Regions from separate parts of the Homo sapiens genome. Here all the other regions are linked to region 2. A link is a loop called in an ENCODE intact Hi-C map of the cell type or tissue named here. Cell type or tissue: dorsolateral prefrontal cortex. All regions are shown on one strand.

Region 1 (5,000 bases), 86 kb before region 2:
TCTCGATCTCCTGACCTCGTGATCCGCCCGCCTCTGCCTCCCAAAGTGCTGGGAGTATAGGTGCAAGTCACTGCGCCTGACCTTCCTGTGCTAATCTTTTTGCTTGGGATGCACGAGAATGCTTTAGTGACTCTTCTTTGATCATTTATCTCTCCGCCATCTTTTGCCCATTTCTTTACATTCACCCTTAAAAAATTTAGTTTCAACTCTGATGTATATGTTGATACTTCTGAAATCAGCAACACCATGTATGATTTCGTTACTTGAAGGACATTACTAAGGTTTTATGGGACCAATAAATAGCACTCGTCCTCTATACCTGAGGTCGGAACCAGTAGAGGGATACACTAGAAGTAAGACAGATGAAGACCAAAATGCTGTCTTCATTAATAATAGAGCTGAAACCAGAAAACGTGGCTTATAGTTGTGGAAACTGGACTTCCTAATACTGAATCTCAAATTATATAGGCCACTTTGAGACTTAAGGAAGGTGGGGTAGAAGAGAATGCACCCCTTGTTAATAATTGCCATCCAAAGATAACGAGGAGAGGAAATCTCAGTGCTTTCCGTGTCCAGCTTTTGCTCCCAAGTTCCCCAGTCAACCTCACGTGGGGAGGGGTGAGCGAGGAGGTGGAGTGAGACCAAGGTAGTGACACTTCTGGACATCCCTCCACATGGAGGAAACTTTGGGAGTGAGAAGAGCATTTCTCCCATACCTTCTGTGGCTATCTTCCCAAATATCCCACCATCACCTCAAGTCCACTCTCATCACATTCTCCTCAAAGCTACTTTCTTCTCCACTTGCTAGGTTTCGCTAGAACTTTGTGTCAGTTTTGATTCACCTTCCCTCATGTGCCATAGAGTCGAATATTAAAGTACAATTACTTTTCTTTTTCTTTTTTTTTTTTGAGATGGAGTCTTGCTCTGTCACCCAGGCTAGAGTGCAATGGCATGGTCTCAGCTCATTGCAACTTCCACCCCCCAGGTTCAAGTGATTCTCCTGCCTCAGCCTCCCGAGTAGCTGGCACTACAGGTGCATGCCACCACACCTGGCTAATTTTTGTATTTTTAGTAGAGACGAGGTTTCACCGTGTTGGTTAGGGTGATCTCGAACTGCTGACCTCGTGATCCACCTGCCTTGGCCTCCCAAAGTGTTGGGATTACAGGCCTGAGCCACCGCACCTGGCCACAATTACTTTTCTTTAAAATACTTCTTTTACTTGTCCCTTCTTCAACAGTGCTGTCACAAACCTATGATGAAGCCTAAGCACCCTAAATAGGTTTGTCAAATCTGTCAGTGTTTTCCTTTGCTTCTAGTTTGCTTTCTGAAGAAGGTTGTTCATAAATCTGTTGTATCTTAGACTAGATAGAAACTGGAATTTAAGTCTTCCTCTATTGCTCTAATACGTATTATCCTTTTTACAACATTCTCCAACATGTAACAGAACTTTAGAAAAGATGATGGTTTTGGAACACACCATGCTCATTCCTATATGCACCTTTGCCCAGTGGACCTTTTTGCCTGAAAAGCAAACCCTTGACTCTTCATATTCTTCATCTTCTAACTCAATTTCCACCCAGATGGCTCTCTGTGTACTCTAGATCACACCTCTGAGATTGTACTTAAAAGTCAGTATTTAAAATTAGGAACTTGGTTGTTATCAAATTGCTTATGTTTCTTTTAAAAAATCTCTTTCCAACTTATTTTGAAGGAATTCTTATACATTTTATGTCTGTCCACCCTTTCCCAACATTTCTAGTATAGGCTAAACACATAGGAAATAATTAGTAAATTGTATGACTTGATCAATAGAGAATCTTAGGATAGTATGAATTATTTAATATGTTTGAAGTTAAATATCTAGGGGAAGATACGAGTCTTAAAAAACAACAAACATTTCTTCTATGTTTCCTAATTTAGAATTTTCTTAAATGAACAGATGTTTACACATATCCTATTTAAAATTCTTCTGATGCATTCCTTGTTGGATAATAATACCCTTTTCTTCGGTGAATCCCAAGTGAGAGTATTGGAATGGAATACTGACAGGAAAAAAATGTTCTCAAGATAACACATGGCCTCAATCAAGAAAGCATCAGAAGAAATGAAGCAGGAATTTGGAGAAAAGACAGATCGTCGTCTAGGCTCATTGATTTTAAAAGAAAACATTTGGGTGCATGTAATATTTAAAGTCACTTTGTGGACCTTCCTTGTTGGAAATTTGTTGTTATTGTTGTTTTGGAGACAGGGTTTCACTCTGTTGCCCAGGCTGGAGTGCAGTAGCATGATCATGGCTCGCTACAGCCTCAACTGCAAATGTGTGCCACCACATCTGGCTAATTTTTTTTTTTTTGAGACGAAGTCTCGCTCTCTCGCCAGGCTAGAGTGCTGTGGCGTGATCTCGGCTCACTGCAACCTCCAACTCCCTGGTTCAAGGGATTCTCCTGCCTCCGCCTCCCAAGTAGCTGGGATTACAGGCATGCACTACCACACCTGGCTATTTTTTGTATTTTTAGTAGAGATGGGGTTTCACTATGTTGGCCAGGATGGTCTCGATCTCCTGACCTCTTGATCCGCCCACCTCGGCCTCCCAAAGTGCTGGGATTGCAGGCGTGAGCCACCATGCCCGGCCTTTTTTTTTTTAATTTGTAGAGATGAGGTCCTGCTATGATGCCAGGCTTGTCTTGAGCTTTTGGGCTCAAAGCAATCCTCCTGCCTTGGCCTTCCAAAGTTCTGTGATTACAAGTGTGAGTCACCACGCTCAGCCTAAAATGCTCTTGATTTATAATGACTCCTATTTGTCTCTGATATGTATAAAAGGAAGTTTCCTTAAAGAAATTCTTTTAAAAAAAGATCTTGTCTTACCTATATCCACAGAATTGTTTCCTTTAAGTAGATACAGAACAACTTGAGAAAGGTTCATTTCCTAAGCTTTATTGTTCTTAAATTTCAGTTATTAAAAAATTAGCTAAGTATTATAAATTAGCTAACCAGTTGAGTCTTCCATTTTTACAAATATTTTGGACAGTTAAGAATGGGGGAAATCTAGGAGAAATTGGAAATGTTTCTTAATTCACAAGGTTTGAGAATTGTGGAGAGGATGCCGTTTCTAGGAATGGCCACAAGATGGTGTAGAAATAAATGCATTAAACATACATAAGTGTCATTCATTCAATCAATAAACAAACGTTTAATAATCTCCAACTACATGCTAGGAATAATGTTAGGCATAAGAGTTATTGAAATGATTTATTTATAGTTCCTGTCCTCAGGAAGCCTAGATTCTAGTATAGGGAGATGTACCTGTAAGAAAATAAGGACAATAGTGCGTTACAGGGACTATAATAGAACTATAGATGAGGAGGAATGGGGACCCAAGGGAAGAAGTGGGCACTTCTATAGAGAAGGGGTGAGGAGTGTGGATTTGTAAAGAAAGCACAGAGGAAATGATTCCTAAACAGAATCTTATAAACTTGGTAGGTGGTTACTAGGAAGGACATTGTGTAGATTATAGGATTGAAGGTTGTGTGGCTTGGAAATACAGGATGGATCTTTCGGAGGAAAATATGTGAGTGAAAGACCAAAAATTGACGAAACAATCTGGCATGTTTAAGGAACTTTAAGTGGTTTAATTTGATTAAGGTGCATGGTAGAGGAGGACACTGAAGATAATGCAGGCCAGATAATGAAAGCCTGACATGCTGTGGTGATATGATAGCCTTGTTTTAGGGATATCACTTTGATAGTAGTATGGATGGTGGCAGGGAGGCAGGGACATGAGCTGGGAGACTATTGTAGCCTCCAGGTGAGAGATGAGGGCTGGTACTGTGAGAATGAGAGGAGGTTAAATCCACATGACTTAGTGACTAAATGGCTGTCTGAATGAGGAAGAGGTAGTATGCTAAGAAGGCATTAAGGGTTCTAGCTTAAGGGAGTGTGATAGATGATTGACCAACATTGGAACTGCAGGAGGAAGATTGGCTTTAGGAGGAAAACATTATAATGAGTTCATAGTGGATATGTAGTTTCAGGGTTTGGCTGAGGACTGGTAGTCCAGAGGTGGGAGCTGGGGTGAAGAAAGGGAATGGGAGAAACACTGTTCCAGAGAGAGAGCTCAGTGTGGGAGGAATGGAGTAGAATGGGAGGGAGGGTGGTATGATTTAATTTGGGTTATTTAAATCTTTGTATTTTTTTCTTTTGACTGGGTGTTACAGAATTAAGTTGAGGACATATATAGTCAGACCACAAAACAGTTTAGTTTATTATTTCTAAACATTAAGCTCCAATGACACAATGCAATATTAGCATCCTAATATTCTTTCTCTCGATGTAGACCTTGGAAAGAGAAATTGCACTGTTAATAGGAGTATTTTTTGTTGTTTTTGTGACAATTAAATGCTTGGAGCTAGGGCTATGTATTTACAGAAGGACTCACCTCTGGCCTTGTGCAGTTTATGATTCCTGGTGGGTGGCACTGCCTGCTGGGATCACCTCGACAGCAGCACTGCTGGCCCAGAGCTGTGTTCTTCTGTAATCTCTCACTGTCCACCAGTCTGCTCATACTGAAGTGTTGCCAACACTTCTGCTCTATTGTCTTTGTTCGTTGTCCACATCTGCTGAAACAACTTTCAGTTATGCTAAATTGCCTGCCTGGGCAGCCTAATCTATAGCTATTGATTATGGTAGTACACTGACAACAGGTTGCATAGGTTTTTGAGAGGTAAATTTATTTCTCTTCCCTGCACCTCCTCAATTGGCCCTATATTTTTAGAGCACAATTTTGTAGAATACAGTCTTTTTCCCCCTGAATGTATATATCAAGTTATAGCAGAAATACCTGTAATGATAGTAACTAATACGTATCTAGTATTTACTATATGCCAGGTATTGTCCTAAGTTCATTACATGTATTAACAATGCTATGACTTAAGTACTATTCTAGGTGACAAAAGTAGAGGTGCAGGAAGGTTAAGTGACTTATCCAAGGTCTCACATCTGG
Region 2 (5,000 bases):
GGATGTGAGAAGTAGAAACAATGATAACACTAATAATTAATATGTATTGAGCACTTTCTATGTGCTAGATACTTTTCTAATCATTATCCTTTTTTTTTTTTTTGAGATGGAGTCCCACTCTGTCACCCAGGCTGGAGTGTAGTGGCGTGATCTCAGCTCACTGCAGCCTCCGCCTCCGGCGTTCAAGCGATCCTCCTGCCTCAGCCTCCTGAGTAGCTGGGATTACAGGCGCGTGCCACCACACCTGGCTAATTTTTGTATTTTTAGTAGAGATAGGGTTTTACCATGTGGATCAGGCTGGTCTCGAACTCCAGACCTCGTAATCTGCCTGCCTCGGCTTCCCAAAGTGCTGGGATTACAGGCGTGAGCCACCACGCCCGGCCAGCATTATCCATTTTTAAACTCGTTTTAGTCTTGCAAACTTATGAGGTACTATTACTATTCCTATTTCACCAAGATGGAGGTCAATAATCTACACAGATCATGTTCCAAACTACTATACCAATAAAGTTTATTTATAATTTTTTTTTTGTTTGTTTGTTTTTTGAGACAAGGTCTCACTCTGTTGCCCAGGCTGTAGTGCAGTGGCGTGATCATAGCTCATTGCAGCCTCAATCTCCGGGGCTCAAGTGATTCTCCACTTCGGCCTCCCAAGAAGTTGGGACTACAGGCATGCACCATCGTGCCTGGCTAATTTTTTTAGTTTTTATTTTTAGCAGAGACAAGGTCTTACTGTGTTGCTCAGGCTGGTCTTGGACTGAACTCAAGCAATCCTCCCGCCTCTGCCTCCCAAAGTGCTGGAATCATAGACATGAGCCATCACGCCTGGCCTACTTATAGTTTTTAAGCACTTTTAAAATTTTTGTCCAACAAATAGATCTGAATTTGGTTCTGAAAGCTTACAAGTATCCTAGCAGGGGATCGAAGGATGGGTAAATTAGTGATGGGTGACAAAAATCTCACCTTCCATGACTTACCTTTTGGATGGCAGGCTCTATATGGAAGCGGCTATAAAAGTACTCAAGATATGTGAGTATAGAATTTCTTTGTAAAACCACAATTATTGTCTTTTTTTTTTTTTTTTGAGACACAGTCTTGCTTTCTCCACCAGGCTGGAGTACAGTGGTGCGATCTTGGCTCACTGCAACCCTCTGCCTCCTGGGTTCAAGTGATTCTCATGCTTCAGCCTCCTGAGTAGCTGGGATTACAGGCACCTGCCACCACCTCCAGATAATTTTTGTGTTTTTAGTAGAGACTGGGTTTCGCCATGTTGGCCAGGCTGGTCTCCAACTCCTGACCTCAGGTGATCCACCCGCCTCGGCCTCCCAAAGTGCTGATATTACAGGCGTGAGCCACCGCGCCCGGCCTTATTACCTTTTTTGACTTGGACATTTTTCGGTCTGATTAGTTTGGTTTCCTTGCCTGAAGCAGTTACATTCATTATTGTTATGCTCTGAAGAAATTCCTATTCTTTAGGCCTAGCCTACCCTGAAGGTCTATTGGCTATGATGTTTTCAGTGGTACAAGAGACCCTCAAATAGCTCATGTAATGGATATGGCTTATAGAATTGAGGTGGTCCTTAGAAAAGATGGCCTCTGCAACTTATTAGCTGTCTTAGTGGCCTTGGGCAAGTTATTCCATCTTTTTATAACAGTTTCCCCAGCTGTGAATGAAAATAATAATAGAATCTAACTCATAGTGTTGTTATGAGTATGAATGAATATTTTAAAACACTTGGAACAGTTTATTATACATAGTGGGCACAAAGTTAAAAAAATAAGTTGAAAAATACTATTTACTATATTCATAATCCCCCAAACCATGCATTTTCTCTTAACCAAAATGTCATGTTAGAATCATGTGACTACATGTGTCCACAATAGCACTTTCACAGAGTTTAAATCATTTCATCTTTATAAGACCCTCTCAGGTGAGTAAAGATGTATTACTCTATGTTTTTCTAACGAGAAACTGAGGTTCATGGTGATTTGGTGAGTTACCCCTGGTGACTCATCTTAAGTGGATTAAAGGTGAACTAAAGCTAGGACTTGAACACACATCTCTAGATTCCTTCTCCAGACTTCTTTTTTCCATCATTCTGTACTATTTCTTTTCAGGAGTTCTGTTCATTCATGGTGAGGAATCTATCTACCGCTATATGTGTTGGGGTATGATTAAGATCATGCCTGAACTGTCTTATGAGAGAAGGTGGTATGTTCCAGCAATCTACTTTTATCTAATCTTTCTGTATATTTTTTGTTTTCCCCAAAATGATATATTTTAAGCTGTATTTTGGTCATCCCAAAAATCAAGTAATGGCAAAATTAAAGCAAACAAAAAGAATGCATTCCAGTGGAGGCAAGCTAAGTAAATTTTTATTCGGCTCAATCAGACATTGCCACCTAGTGGATTACTTCTAGATAGCAGAGATAAGAAAAGATTTAGAGGAGGCTTGAAGATATAAATGAAGAATGCTGAAATAAATAGAGAATGAAGAAAGGGGAGATTTAAGACATGGGTCTGTTTACCACTTTAGAGTCTCTAGTACCCTTTTAACAGCTCATCACTGAAATGTTACCCTAGGATGTAAACTCCATGAAGGTAAAAATTTTTCTGTTCTGTTGACTACTGTGTCTCCAGAATCTAGAACAGTACCTGCCACATAGCAGGAACTCAGTGAATTAATGTGAAAGTTGATTTCTTATATTTAAAATAAAAAGATTATTTACATTTTTCCTTTCACTGGAAATTTTTTTATAATTCATATATGAAAACAAGTTTGTCAGAGTTGGTTTTCTTTTTTGTGCGTTATAGTTTTGTACCCTAGCTACTATTGTAAAGTTAGTATGCTAATATTGTGTGAAACTTAAAACAAATATTTTATTTTAAAATTGTAATGGTTTATGGAAATATTTTCATGGCTATTTTGTTAAGTTTGCTTGCCTCTTAGAAATGAGAAAGCTAATAGACATATTAGTGAAGTCAAATTTAGAAGAAACTACAAATTTTAAAAAGTATCAGGGAATAGTTCATTCTTTCTTTCTTTATTTTTATTTATTTATTTTGAGACGGAGTTTCACTCTTGTTGCCCAGGCTGGAGTGCAGTGGTGTGATCTCGGCTCGCTGCAGCCTCCGCCTCCCTTGTTCAAGCGATTCTCCTGTCTCAGCCTCCCAAGTAGCTGGGATTACAGGCGTGTGCCACCATGCCTGGCTAATTTTTTTTTTGTATTTTTAGTAGAGACAGGGTTTCGCCATGTTGGCCAGGCTGGTCTCAACCTCCTGACCTCAGGTGATCCTCCTGCCTCAGCCTCCCAAAGTGCTGGGATTACAGGCTTAAGCCACCATGCCCGGCCAGTTCATTCTTTAAAAATACAATTTTATTTTAAAGTTGGACATTCATTAAAATGACTCATAATTCAAGAATTGCAAAAAGGCATACTGTGAAAAATCTCCCTCCTTATATCTGTCTTCCAGCTACCCAATGCCCTTCCTGGAAGCCACCAAGGTTATCTTTCCATGTGTTCTTCCTGAGACTTCTTAGGTGTTTGCCTGTTTATGAGCTATTACTATAAGTAGCAACTATACAAATTATACCTATTATTCTAAAGAACAAAATTTGATGTAAAACTTAGAGTTGTTTCAACGATCATAATATGCTTTCAGTTATTAACAAAAATGTCAGTCTTTTTTGAATGAAAAATACCATTTGGTATCCCTTTGATTATATTTAAATGACAGTTCTTATTTTAGCTTTGTCAGTTGTTTAAGTTAGTTTTATAATAAATTTGTATTTGTATATAAATTATTCACACAGATTCCCAGTATGTTGGTTGACAGTTTTACTAGGTCATAAACTTCCACCATGTCATCTCGCGTTTCCATTGCCTTAGTAATTTGCTGCAATCACTACAGCAAACAAGAAAAACACAATTACAGGCATTTTACTTTCATATCAAATATTTATTTGCCTAGTAGGCCAATTTTGGCTTAATTTCTTAATTTTGCTATTAAGAAAATGGTAAAGGAAAGTCAGATACGTATTAATTTGAGAAGCCGTTCTTAAATACTCTTATAAGCCTAAAACTGTGCTAGGAACTGTAGAAATCACCTAATTAACTTAGAACATTTGTGGGACAAATTCTACCTAGGGACACACAATAAAAGGAGCTAGTGACATTAAAAAATTTGGCTCTATCTGAACACACACAGAGAAGATCTAATTATTTTTAAAAAATTACAGACATGAGATCACTTTCACTGCTGTACTTGGTTATAATGAGAAGTGATGTTATTAGCATTTTTCAGACTCTCTCAAATGCCAGAGGCATTGTGTAGAAAATTAGAGTAGCCATCAGTATCATGCTGTTGAATAACTGCTGTAGGATTTTATTTAGCATACAAACCTCTGAACCATAACTACAATGCTAGCTCAGTATTTACATTTTTAAACAAAAAGACCCAAAGTGAAGGAATCTATTGCAAATCTGTAAACTCTTTTTTGCATGAAAAAATATAATTTTTAGTTGAGGCAGCTTAAAGCTCATTGATTTGTTCCTGAGGCATCTATTTTCTCTTGATGAAAGCACAGCCGAACAGGGATTCTCGTGTCAAAGAGTATGATTTATTTATGTTCTGAATCACAGCCGCTAATGCTCACATTTCTATTAAAAACTTAACATCTATGGGAGAAAGGGACAAATACTTTCAAGTTCCTCATGAGGTTGTTGATAAGATTCTGGCATTTTTAAAGTTGAGAAAACACACTGAAAAATTGTGAGAAGAGTTTGGCTACTTTAGCATAAAAGTTACTAAATGCACCTTTAAGATGTTCATATTCTTCCTTTATACTGTACTCTATTAAAATCATATGGGTAGAAGAATAGTTAATATGAGAAAATGTTCATGTTATTTTGTTGCCTAAAAAAGGATATTAAAAAAGAACATTTAACTATATGAACCTAATTCGGTTAAAAAGATTTATATATCTTTTCATAAAAGA
Region 3 (5,000 bases), 120 kb before region 2:
GATTATAAACCCATCGAATATCATGCACTTTGGTATCATTTTCAGTGACTTGAACATAATAGGTGTTCAATTAAATAAGTGTAAAAGAATTAACTCTGTGATATTGTGATATATAAACAAACACATATATTAATATTCATCCCTAGTTTCTGACGCAGAGCTCATAAAACCTTGGTAATTTCCTAGATAATGAGGAGAGATTAGCATAATTTGCTATTCATAAGGCCCTTTCAACCAAACCTGAGTTTATGCTAATGAGGTGACTCTTGGTGGGGGCAGGGGCCTGCCCTAGATAGCTTCAGGATGGGAACTCTTTGCCAGAGAAACCAACCATGTGATTAGAGGATTTAAACTTTCAGATCCACCACACCTCCATAGAGGGGAGGGGGGCTGAAAATTGAGTCAGTCTCCAATGGCCAAAGATTTAATCAACCATACCTCTGTAATGGGACCTCCATAAAAAGAAACCATTAACAATAGGATTCAGAGAGCTTCCAAGTTGGTGAATGTATCCACATGTTGGGACCACATCAAACACCACGGGGACAGAAGCTCCTGCACTCTGGACACTTGGAGACCTCACCTTACATGCCTTTTCATCTGGCTGTTCATTTGTGTACTTTATAATATTCTTTATAACAAACTGGTAATAATAAGTAAAGTGTTTCCCTGAGTTCTGTGAGCTATTATAACAAATTATCAAACCTAAGGACGGAGTCAGTCGTGGGAACCCCCAATTTGTAGCCAAGCTGGACAAAAGTGTGGGTAACCTGGGTACCCACTACTTGTGATTTTTATTTGAAGTTGGGGGCAGTCTTGTGGAACTGAGCCCTTAACCTGTGGTGTCTGCGTTAACTCTGGGTAGTCAGTGTCAGAATTGAATTAAATTGTAGGGCACTTGGTGTCTGCAGAAAATTGGGAAATTTCTTGATGTGAAAAACCCACATATCTGGTGTCAGAGATGTTCTGTTTCAGTAGAAACAGTAGTAGACTTGAACAGTTTTACTCTTTATATAGCTTATTTCCAATAGAGAACAAATGGAAACAAGTGCTCTTGGAATCTCATATTGAATTCCACAGTCACAAGCATCCTGGTCAACTCAGGGGAAAATATCACACACTTGGTACAAAGCAAATAGATGAGTTAAATATTATATATTAAATGACAAATTTATTATGATATTAGTAATTTATAATTATTAGATTGAATTATTTCCATAAAAATATGCAAATACTATTATATTGATTACAATATCAAATAATGATATTATAGCCTTAATTAACATATAAGAAAATGGCACAATTCACTTTAAATATAAGGGACAAAGACAAAATAATGAAAACCAAGGGTTTGCATATTTTGTGATTATTTTATAGGAAACAGCTAATTATTAAACTAAGGAAAACTAAAATTAAATATTTATTTTTCTACTTAAGAAGTGTCTTGGCCGGGCACAGTGGCTCACGCCTGTAATCCCAGCACTTTGGGAAGCCGAGGCAGGTGGATCACCTGAAGTCAGCAGTTCGAGACCAGCCTGGACAACATGGTGAAACCCTATCTGTACTAAAAATACAAAAATTGGCCAGGTGTGGTGGCACATGCCTGTAATCCCAGCTACTTGGGAGGCTGAGGCAGGAGAATCACTTGAACCCGGGAGGGGGAAGTTGCAGTGAGCCAAGATTGTGCCACTGCACTTCAGCCTGGGGGACAGAGCAAGACGGTGTCCAAAAAAAACAGTGAATTCTCCTCTCTGCTAGGGGAGCATTATATTTTTTGTAATTTTAGAATTACATCATTTCTGGTCACAGCTGTCTAAGCGGGCTATGATTTTGCTTCATAAAGTCTTATTGATTTTGATTATTCTTACCTTAAAGATTACATGTGTTACCATTTATCCTAATGAAATTAAGATAAAACCTGATTTTTTTTACCAGCCTTTAGATTCAGTATTAGACACAGAACATTTTATAAGGATCCTTGATAAGGCTCTTACTTCCTTGTCTTATCACAGAAGTAGAATTAGAAGCTCTGTAACAAATATCCAACCCCTCCACCATTTTGATAATCTGTTTTTGGACTGGGTATATAGTAGGTGATCAATAAATGATTATTGAATGAATGAATGTAAGCCTGAATGGATGGTTCTGACTTCCTGTCTGCTTATCTGCCTATCCGTCCAGGTCTGTACATCTATTTCTGTTGGACTATATGTGAATCCTCTCAAAATAGAATTATTGTGTATTGCACTGAGTCTCATGGTTACCTCACTGAGATTGCCCATGAACTAAACTCAGTGGTGACTAGCTTAAAACACACACACACACCACCTACCAATATTTTATGACTTAAACATATATATATGTATATATGTATATATAGATATATATAAACTCTTATATAAAAGATGATCTACTGAAAGGCGGTGGGGTATGGTGGTGGTAGTGATTTATAGATGAAATCACTCCCACGGCATTGGCATCTTGGCAGTAGCTTATTCCTCAGCTTCTCTGAACTAGGCGTGGAACTCCAGTTACTTCCCATATATCTGATACATTTAGGCTGCAACAAATTCAAGTGCTTTTCTTGCTTATTTTTCCCTTCTTTTAGAACAGAAGAAACCAGAAAAAAAATATTTTGTGAGAAAACAACAGTTCCTTACTCTGTACCACCTGCTTAAATGCAAACCAAAGGCACTCAAATGATGCAACCCAAGAGTGTGGAAGAGGCTGGCGGATGGGCTGTCACGTCTGGCTGATCTGATGTCAGAGCAGATCATGTGGTGCTCTGTGGGCAGCTGGGACTGGCCCGCCGAAAGCACATGGATTACAGTCTGAGGCTGTAATGGGAAAGTCGGTTCCTGGGCTGCTGTCTCATAGACATCAGCTTGCAGGGAAGCTGGGGGCTCTCCGAATTGCCCTGCTCCGGGGCCCCTCCTGCTGCGTGACTCACAGGCACATTGCAGAGAGAAGCTGCCGCTCCCAGTAAGTGCTTAAAGAAGGTCTTTATTCAGAGCATTTTGGAAGCGGGGAGGAAGTGTTTGTGTTGATAGGGGGTGCTGGAAGCCTTTGTAAAACCCCCTCCTTGGGTCTGGGCTGGGCAGCGGCGCTTTCCATGCCATTCTGGAGTTCAAAGGCAGCGCTGATGTGCAAATGTTCCCCAGCCCTGGTTTTGGTTTGTTCTCCATGTGATGTGTTTTTCTGATTTGCATTTTCTCTTTCTGTAATCGTAGGGCAGATTTTTAAGATCTGGTTAAAGTGAATTGATTTATTTGAGATTCCCAGCCCCAGAGTGGACTTGGTGTTCCCTGTATGATAAGCAGGGAGAGGGGCAAGAGGGTGGTGGCTCTTTTGGTCAGAATACTGCTTGTGTTAAGACACTGGCTGTGTCTGTGCCGGAGAAAGTGGTTGCCACCCCTTCTCTGCATTGGGTGAGTAGGTGGTGTGAGAGAAAGCGGGGGTGAACCAGCAGTAAAGAGATTTAATTAGTTTTTGGTAAACAGCAGTGCTATTAGTATGTTGCCTTTTTTTATGGTCAAAATTTATATTAAATAGTGTCAGCTGGCAGAACAGGTGCTGGCAGTAGAAGAATGATGGAGTTCTTTCTCCCTTTCCCAGCTAGTGAATTGTCTTTCCTGCATCGAAAGCCCAATTAAGGAGTAGAGAGAAATGTAACAGATACAGATTTCTGAGCAGTGTTTTTTTGTTTGTTTGTTTGTTCTTTGGCTTGGTTTTTATTTTTTATTCCTAAAAAGCACCACATTCCCACACTCATGCATCAGGAATGATTCTCACCTCGACGATGTCTTAGGTGTGGCCTTTTTGGAGAGCAAAGGAATAAATTCAATAACATCTTTCTCTTCCTCCTGAGCATATAACATTAAGTTTGCTTTAGAGACTGAAAATAAATGTGTGTGGTTGGAAGGAGATATAAAGGGGAATTTAGAAGAACAGATTGTTTATTTGCCCTGGCACTTTTCTGTGAACACTTGATAGAGTTCTAGGTCAAGGTGTATGGTGTCCCCTTGAGGGATAATAGGCAAATAATTAGGCTATGTCTTTAAGCATTGGAAAATCTTTATTTTTTAAAGGAAGAGAACCTAGTCTTTTCTATGAATCTCTGCACAAACCAGAGACTTTGGGGCCAAACACTGATTCCAGAAACACTTAGGCATTGAAGAAACTTTTGGGTGAGAAAGATGATGGTATGAATGCAAAGAAAATATGCTTAGATGAGTTTTGTCCTTTTTTTTTAGCCTTTTGCAGTATATGGTTTAAGTCACAGAACAACAAACAACAGAAGAGAGCATGCCCCACCCAGTGTTGTGAACATGGATGATTCCCCTCCCATTCTATTCCACTGAACTGCATAAACACTAGCACAGAGACAGTTCTAATTCATCTTTTGAACCCTGTATGTTACAGGTACAAGCCATATAAAATGAAGACATAGAGAAATGGAAGATCCTCCCACCCCACCCTACTTTCTCCTCCTTCCATATTGTTGAGTGAAGCTATATTCATCTTGGAAAGGGTCTGCATCACTGCTTGTAATTTTGTTAGCCATTTCTTGTAGACGAGCACGGTGTGAGGAATTCAGAGGTAGTCTTCCTGATCTGGCCCTCCGTCTCTGCCTAGACCACACCCCCTTTTTTGGCCACATGCCTAAAACTCTCTGAAGGGGAGTGTGATAAAACGATGCTCATCCTTGGGCACATGGATTCCTCGGTCACAAAACTGAAGAGGCCTGATTTCTCTGCAGACACACATTTCCTGCTTCTCAGGGTGAAGATACCCATTTATGGGGGTTTTAGAATTCCTTTTCTTTAACACAGTAATGTGAAAAGAAATGGAAGAAAATTATCCATTTTTCCATCTCACTCACACAACTATGTTTAATGTCCTGTATCCTCTTCCTGTCTTTATCATCACATTAGGCTAGCTATGTTTAATGCAGAAGGGCTATCCACACTCCTTCAGATTTCTGCTTTTCAGGGAAGGCA
Region 4 (5,000 bases), 170 kb before region 2:
GGGTTTACGCCATTCTCCTGCCTCAGCCTCCAGAGTAGCTGGGACTACAGGTGCCCGCCACCACGGCCGGATAATTTTTTTGTATTTCTTTTAGTAGATACGGGGTTTCACCGTGTTAGCCAGGATGGTCTCGATCTCCTGACCTCGTGATCTGCCTGCCTCGGCCTCCCAAAGTGCTGGGATTATAAGCGTGAGCCACAGCGCCTGGCCTTTTTTTTTTCTTTTCCCCTAGTCGGAGTCTCGCTCTGTTGCCCAGGCTGGAGTGCAGTGGGGCGATCTCGGCTCACTGCAAGCTCCACCTCCCGGGTTCAGCCATTCTCCTGCCTCAACCTCTGTAGTAGCTGGGACTACAGGCGCCCGCCACGGGGCCCGACTAATTTTTTTGTATTTTTAGTAGAGACGGGGTTTCACTGTGGTCTTGATCTCCTGACCTCGTGATCCGCCCGCCTCGGCCTCCCAAAGTGCTGGGATTACAGGCGTGAGCTACCGTGCCCGACCATATGTAGCATTTTCATTGGCTTATTTGGGGAATGGTACCTCCTGGTTGTCCTATATCTCTCCTTGGATCTCTCACTCACATCTCTCTCACACTTAAAGTTTAACATAATTCCCACATATGTTCTTTCTGGCTTTTTGTTTTGAGAGGGAGTCTGGCTCTGTCGTCCAGGCTGGAGTGCAGTGGTGCCATCTTGGCTCACTGCAACCTCCGCCTCCCTGGTTCAAGCAATTCTCTGCCTCAGCCTCCTTAGTAGCTGGGATTGCAGGGGCCCGCCACCATGCCAGGCTAATTTTTTTGTATTTTTAGTAGAGACGGGGTTTCACCATCTTGGCCAGGCTGGTCTTGAACTCCTGACCTTGTGATCCGCCTGCATCGGCCTCCTAAAGTGTTGAGATTATAGGCATGAGCCACTGCGCCCGGCCCCCTCTGGCTTTCATGATTATTTTTCCTTCCACCATTTTTTCGTCCCATTGATCTCTTTTCTATTCGCTAATCTATCTTTCTGTTCTGATGCTCTCTGTATTTTTTTTTTGAGAAGAAGTTTCGTTCTTGTTGTCCAGGCTGGAACGCAATGGCCCGATCTCGGCTCATTGCAACCTCTGCCTCCTGGGTTCAAATGATTCTCCTGCCTCAGCCTCCCAAGTAGCTGGGATTATAGGTGCCCGCCACCAAGCCTGGCTAATTTTTGTATATTTAGTAGAGATGGGGTTTCACCATGTTGACCAGGCTGGTCTTGAACTTCTGACCTCAGGTGATCTACCCACCTCGGCCTCGGCCTCCCAAAGTGCTGGGATTACAGGTGTGAGCCACCGTACCTGGTCCAATTTCTTTGTATTATTTATTGCCTTTCCTTTGTATTTTGTAACTGGTCTCCTTGAAAAGTTATCTTTTTTTTTTTTTTTTTGAGACGGAGTTTCATTCTTTTTGCCCAGGCTGGAGTGCAATGGTACGATCTCAGCTCACCACAACCTCCACCTCCGGGGTTCAAGCGATTCTCCTGCCTCAGCCTCCCGAGTAGCTGGGATTACAGGCATGTGCCACCACCCTGGCTAATTTTGTATTTTTAGTAGAGACGGAGTTTCTCCATGTTGGTCAGGCTGGTCTTGAACTCCTGACCTCAGGTGATCCACCCACCTTGGCCTCCCAAAGTGCTGGGATTACAGGCGTGAGCCACCGTGCCCGGCAATGCTAGGTATTCTTTTAAGCACTTTATAAATATTAACTCAATCTTCTCAACAATGTATGAAGTAATTGTTATCTCTACTGATGAAATTGAGGTACTGAGATATTAAGCAGCTTGACATAATTGTTCATGCTGAATATACCTCTCAAAAAACATGAACATTTTTCTATGTAACTACATCAAAGAAAAGTGACAATTTCTTAATATCATCTAAGATCTAGTCTGTGTTTAAACATCCGCAATTGTCCCTAGAATGTCTTTACAGCTAAATTGTTCAAATCAGGATATAAGTAAAGTCCACACATTGCTTTTGGTTGTTTGCTTAGGCCTCTTTAATCTGAACAGTTCTCTTCCTCATCCCTTTTTTTATGACCTTTCCTTGACCTTGCCTTGTTGAGAGGGAGAACCAATTGCCTGCAGAACGTCCCCTTTTGAATTTGTAGGATCAAAGCTCTATTTCACTGTTAGCTTGTTTTAGCTCACTTCTGGCTATAGGTGGCCTCAAGCATTCTGTTTGTTTGTCCTTAATCATGTGATATTTTATAAGATTTCTTTCTACTCACTTAGCTCTTCTAAGTTCATTAAAACCCTTGCTTGCCTTTTACCTTATAATACTACATACCACTGTGTTCTGGAACAACTCCCCCCTCCCCCGCTTTTTTTTTTTTTTCCGTTCAGGACTTCTGACATGTCTTTTAGATAGTATATGTCTGAGAGCTCTAAAATTCCTAACTCTGTGTTGTCAGGGTCTGTCTTTCCCCCAACTTCACTGTTCTACATCAGCATAGTACTGCCACCTAGAGGAACTTCTGAAAATTTGTGACATTTTTCGTTTGTCACAGTGACAGTGACTGGGGGCTGTACTGGCATATATTGACCAGAGGCCACACTTGGAATCATCCTCAACAACTAAGAATTATCTTACCTAAAATGCTAATAGTGCCTAGGTTGGGAACACTATGTAGTCGATCCTAGTTAACTTACTCTCAGCATGACTGACACAATGTGATACACCAGCACGTAGTAGATGCTTAATAAATATTTGTTGCAGCTGGGCACAGTGGTTCATGCCTGTAATTCCAGCACTTTGGGAGGCTGAGGTGGGCAGATCCGAGGTCAGGAGTTCGAGACCAGCCTGGCCAATATGGTGAAACCCCATCTCTATTAAAAATACAAAAATTAGCCGGGCGTGGTGGTGCACGCCTGTAGTCCCAGCTACTTGGGAGGCTGAGGCTTGAACCTGGGAGGCGGAGGTTGCAGTGAGCCGAGATCGCACCACTGCACTCCAGCCTGGCCACAGAGCAAGACTCTGTCTCAAAAAAAAAAAAAATTTGTTGCATAAATGAATGCATTTTGAAATTTGACTTTTGTAAAGCAGACTATTTTGCCAGAAAAAAAAATTCACAAAAGTTAACTATTTTGTTAGAAATCCTTTAATTACAAGTGAGAAAAATTCAGCTTATACTGGATTATGTAATTGAAAAGTCCAGGGGTATCTGCCTTCAGAAATTGCTGGATCCTGAGGGTCAAGTGGTATTATCTATACTTAATCTCCTTTAATTTTTTGACTTTCTACTCTGGGTATTGACTTCACTTTCTGAAAGGCTTTCTCCTCAAGGTGGCGCCCAGCAGCTCAAGGCTTATATCCCTCTACCCTCAAGCCCAGCAGAAAAGATAATTCTCTTTACTCAACAGTTTAAACCCATACTTTAATCTTACCGGAGTTATTTGCAACATCTGTGCGTCTCTAAACCAATCATTGTGCCCTGATGAGATGGGGTACATTGGTGGGTCAGGCTGGATTGTGTCTTTTCCCTCACCCAAGACAGGAATTGAGTTAGCCCACCTGATCCAGATGCCTTTATCAGAAGAGGGAATGGATGCTGAGCAGGAAACAAACCACACACATTTCCACTGTACAAACCATCACTCTACAAAATATCACAAAAGTATCCATTCAGTCACTGTCACCTGTGCTAGGCACAGATTTTAAAAGTATAATTATGCAATGTAATTTTAATGTAATTTTACAGTATTGCTCATATATTTTGAATATCTTATGATGTAAAGCATCATCTCTTTCTTACCACAAAACTAGAAACTAAGGGATATTCCAAACAAAACTGAATCCTTTAATTAAATTCCACAGGTATTTCTTAAGGCCTACTTTTGTTATCAAATTCCTAGTAAAATAATTGCAGAGCAATTCAAGATAGTATGTATCAAAATGCTAAATTTAATCTGACTTCTAAAATGAGGGGCAGACAGTATGTTCTGCCAGTCGCGGTGGCTCACGCTTGTAATCCTAGAACTTTGGGAGGCTGAGGTGGGCAAATCACTTGAGGTCAGGAGTTCGAGACCAGCCTGGGCAACATGGTGAAACCCCGTCTCTACTAAAAATACAAACATTAGCCGGGTGTGGTGGCATGTGTCTGTAGTCCCAGCTACTCGGGAGGCTGAAGCAGGAGAATCGCTTGAATGCAGGAGATCAAGGTTGCAGTGAGCTGAGATTGTGTCACTGCACTCCAGCCTGGCACTGGGTGTCAGAGCGAGACCCTGTCTCAATAAATAAATAAATAAATAAATAAATAAATAATAAAACATGGTGCAGACAGTACCCTAGGCCCGCTAGGCTTTGCCTATGGGGAAAGTGAATGGGCAGCAGGAAATAATATTTATAGACAATGTTATCTCTCTGAATATATGTTATGAGTATGTAGCTGCTGTTGTTAAAAATTAAATGTCTATTAATAGTATTTTTGGCCACTGTTATTTAGCAGATACCAAGAGAAACTCATTTTTTAACTTAAAAAGGACTTAATTGCCTCAAAAAGGCTGGGATTTCTGATTCAGGCAATCAAATATTCTTGTTACAGAGATACCTTTTCCCATCTCTCTCATCCTCTCCCAAGTCTGAAATACCTCCCTCTGCCTTTTACTGGAAAAAATCAGAGGAAGAAGAGAGTATGGCTAGAAAGGCAGGTGAAGGAGAAAACAAAGGGAGAAGGAGACAGGGAGAGGGAAAAGAAGAAGAAATATAGGAAGACGAAGTTGATATGCAAGATTTGTTGAGTGGCTGTTGTTTAACAGGAAAGGTCATGTGGGCATGAGGGGGTGTTTCACTTTATATATTGTCCTTTATGTTTACATTGATATTACTCCATAATCAATAGTCAAATACATTTCAGTCCTCATCCCAACTGAACTCAGAAGCATTTGGTACTATTGTTCATGCTTTCTTTCTTGGAATTGTCTTTTTCATTTTTTTGAGATAAGGTCTCACTCTGTCACCCAGGCTGGAGTGCAGTGGCACTATCT

What was found. A loop is a pair of places that touch in the nucleus more often than their neighbours do. Peaks named below come from ENCODE experiments on the same cell type or tissue, not always from the same donor. Only the 100,000 strongest peaks of a DNase experiment are listed, where the experiment ranks them.
Region 1: a loop joins it to region 2, with 13 times the contacts of the local background. A loop is called at or near these places in 35 of 110 quality-filtered maps.
Region 3: it touches region 2 in a loop (5-fold over the local background); 5 of 110 quality-filtered maps call a loop at or near these places.
Region 4: it touches region 2 in a loop (12-fold over the local background); 61 of 110 quality-filtered maps call a loop at or near these places.

What each region holds. Positions count from the first base shown.
Region 1 is chr4:112,850,734-112,855,733 of GRCh38, forward strand. It overlaps a transcript of ANK2 not described here. Among named protein-coding and RNA genes, the nearest start is that of ANK2-AS1, 190 kb to the right of the region's middle. In dorsolateral prefrontal cortex, CTCF peaks have their summits at 3,117 (motif pointing right), 3,316 and 4,576; a DNase peak (open chromatin) is centred at 4,512; H3K4me3 peaks cover 1,418 bases; H3K27ac peaks cover 3,515 bases.
Region 2 is chr4:112,936,261-112,941,260 of GRCh38, forward strand. It overlaps a transcript of ANK2 not described here. Among named protein-coding and RNA genes, the nearest start is that of ANK2-AS1, 110 kb to the right of the region's middle. In dorsolateral prefrontal cortex, CTCF peaks have their summits at 2,413 (motif pointing left) and 2,627; no DNase peak of the experiment used is centred here; H3K27ac peaks cover 2,443 bases.
Region 3 is chr4:112,815,283-112,820,282 of GRCh38, forward strand. It overlaps a transcript of ANK2 not described here. Among named protein-coding and RNA genes, the nearest start is that of MIR302CHG, 170 kb to the left of the region's middle. RefSeq lists enhancers at 2,519-3,044, 2,665-2,714, 2,845-2,894, 3,045-3,568. In dorsolateral prefrontal cortex, a CTCF peak has its summit at 3,021; DNase peaks (open chromatin) are centred at 2,809 and 3,379; H3K4me3 peaks cover 2,909 bases; H3K27ac peaks cover 3,307 bases.
Region 4 is chr4:112,763,322-112,768,321 of GRCh38, forward strand. It overlaps a transcript of ANK2 not described here. Among named protein-coding and RNA genes, the nearest start is that of MIR302CHG, 120 kb to the left of the region's middle. In dorsolateral prefrontal cortex, CTCF peaks have their summits at 2,472 (motif pointing left) and 3,315 (motif pointing right); a DNase peak (open chromatin) is centred at 3,305.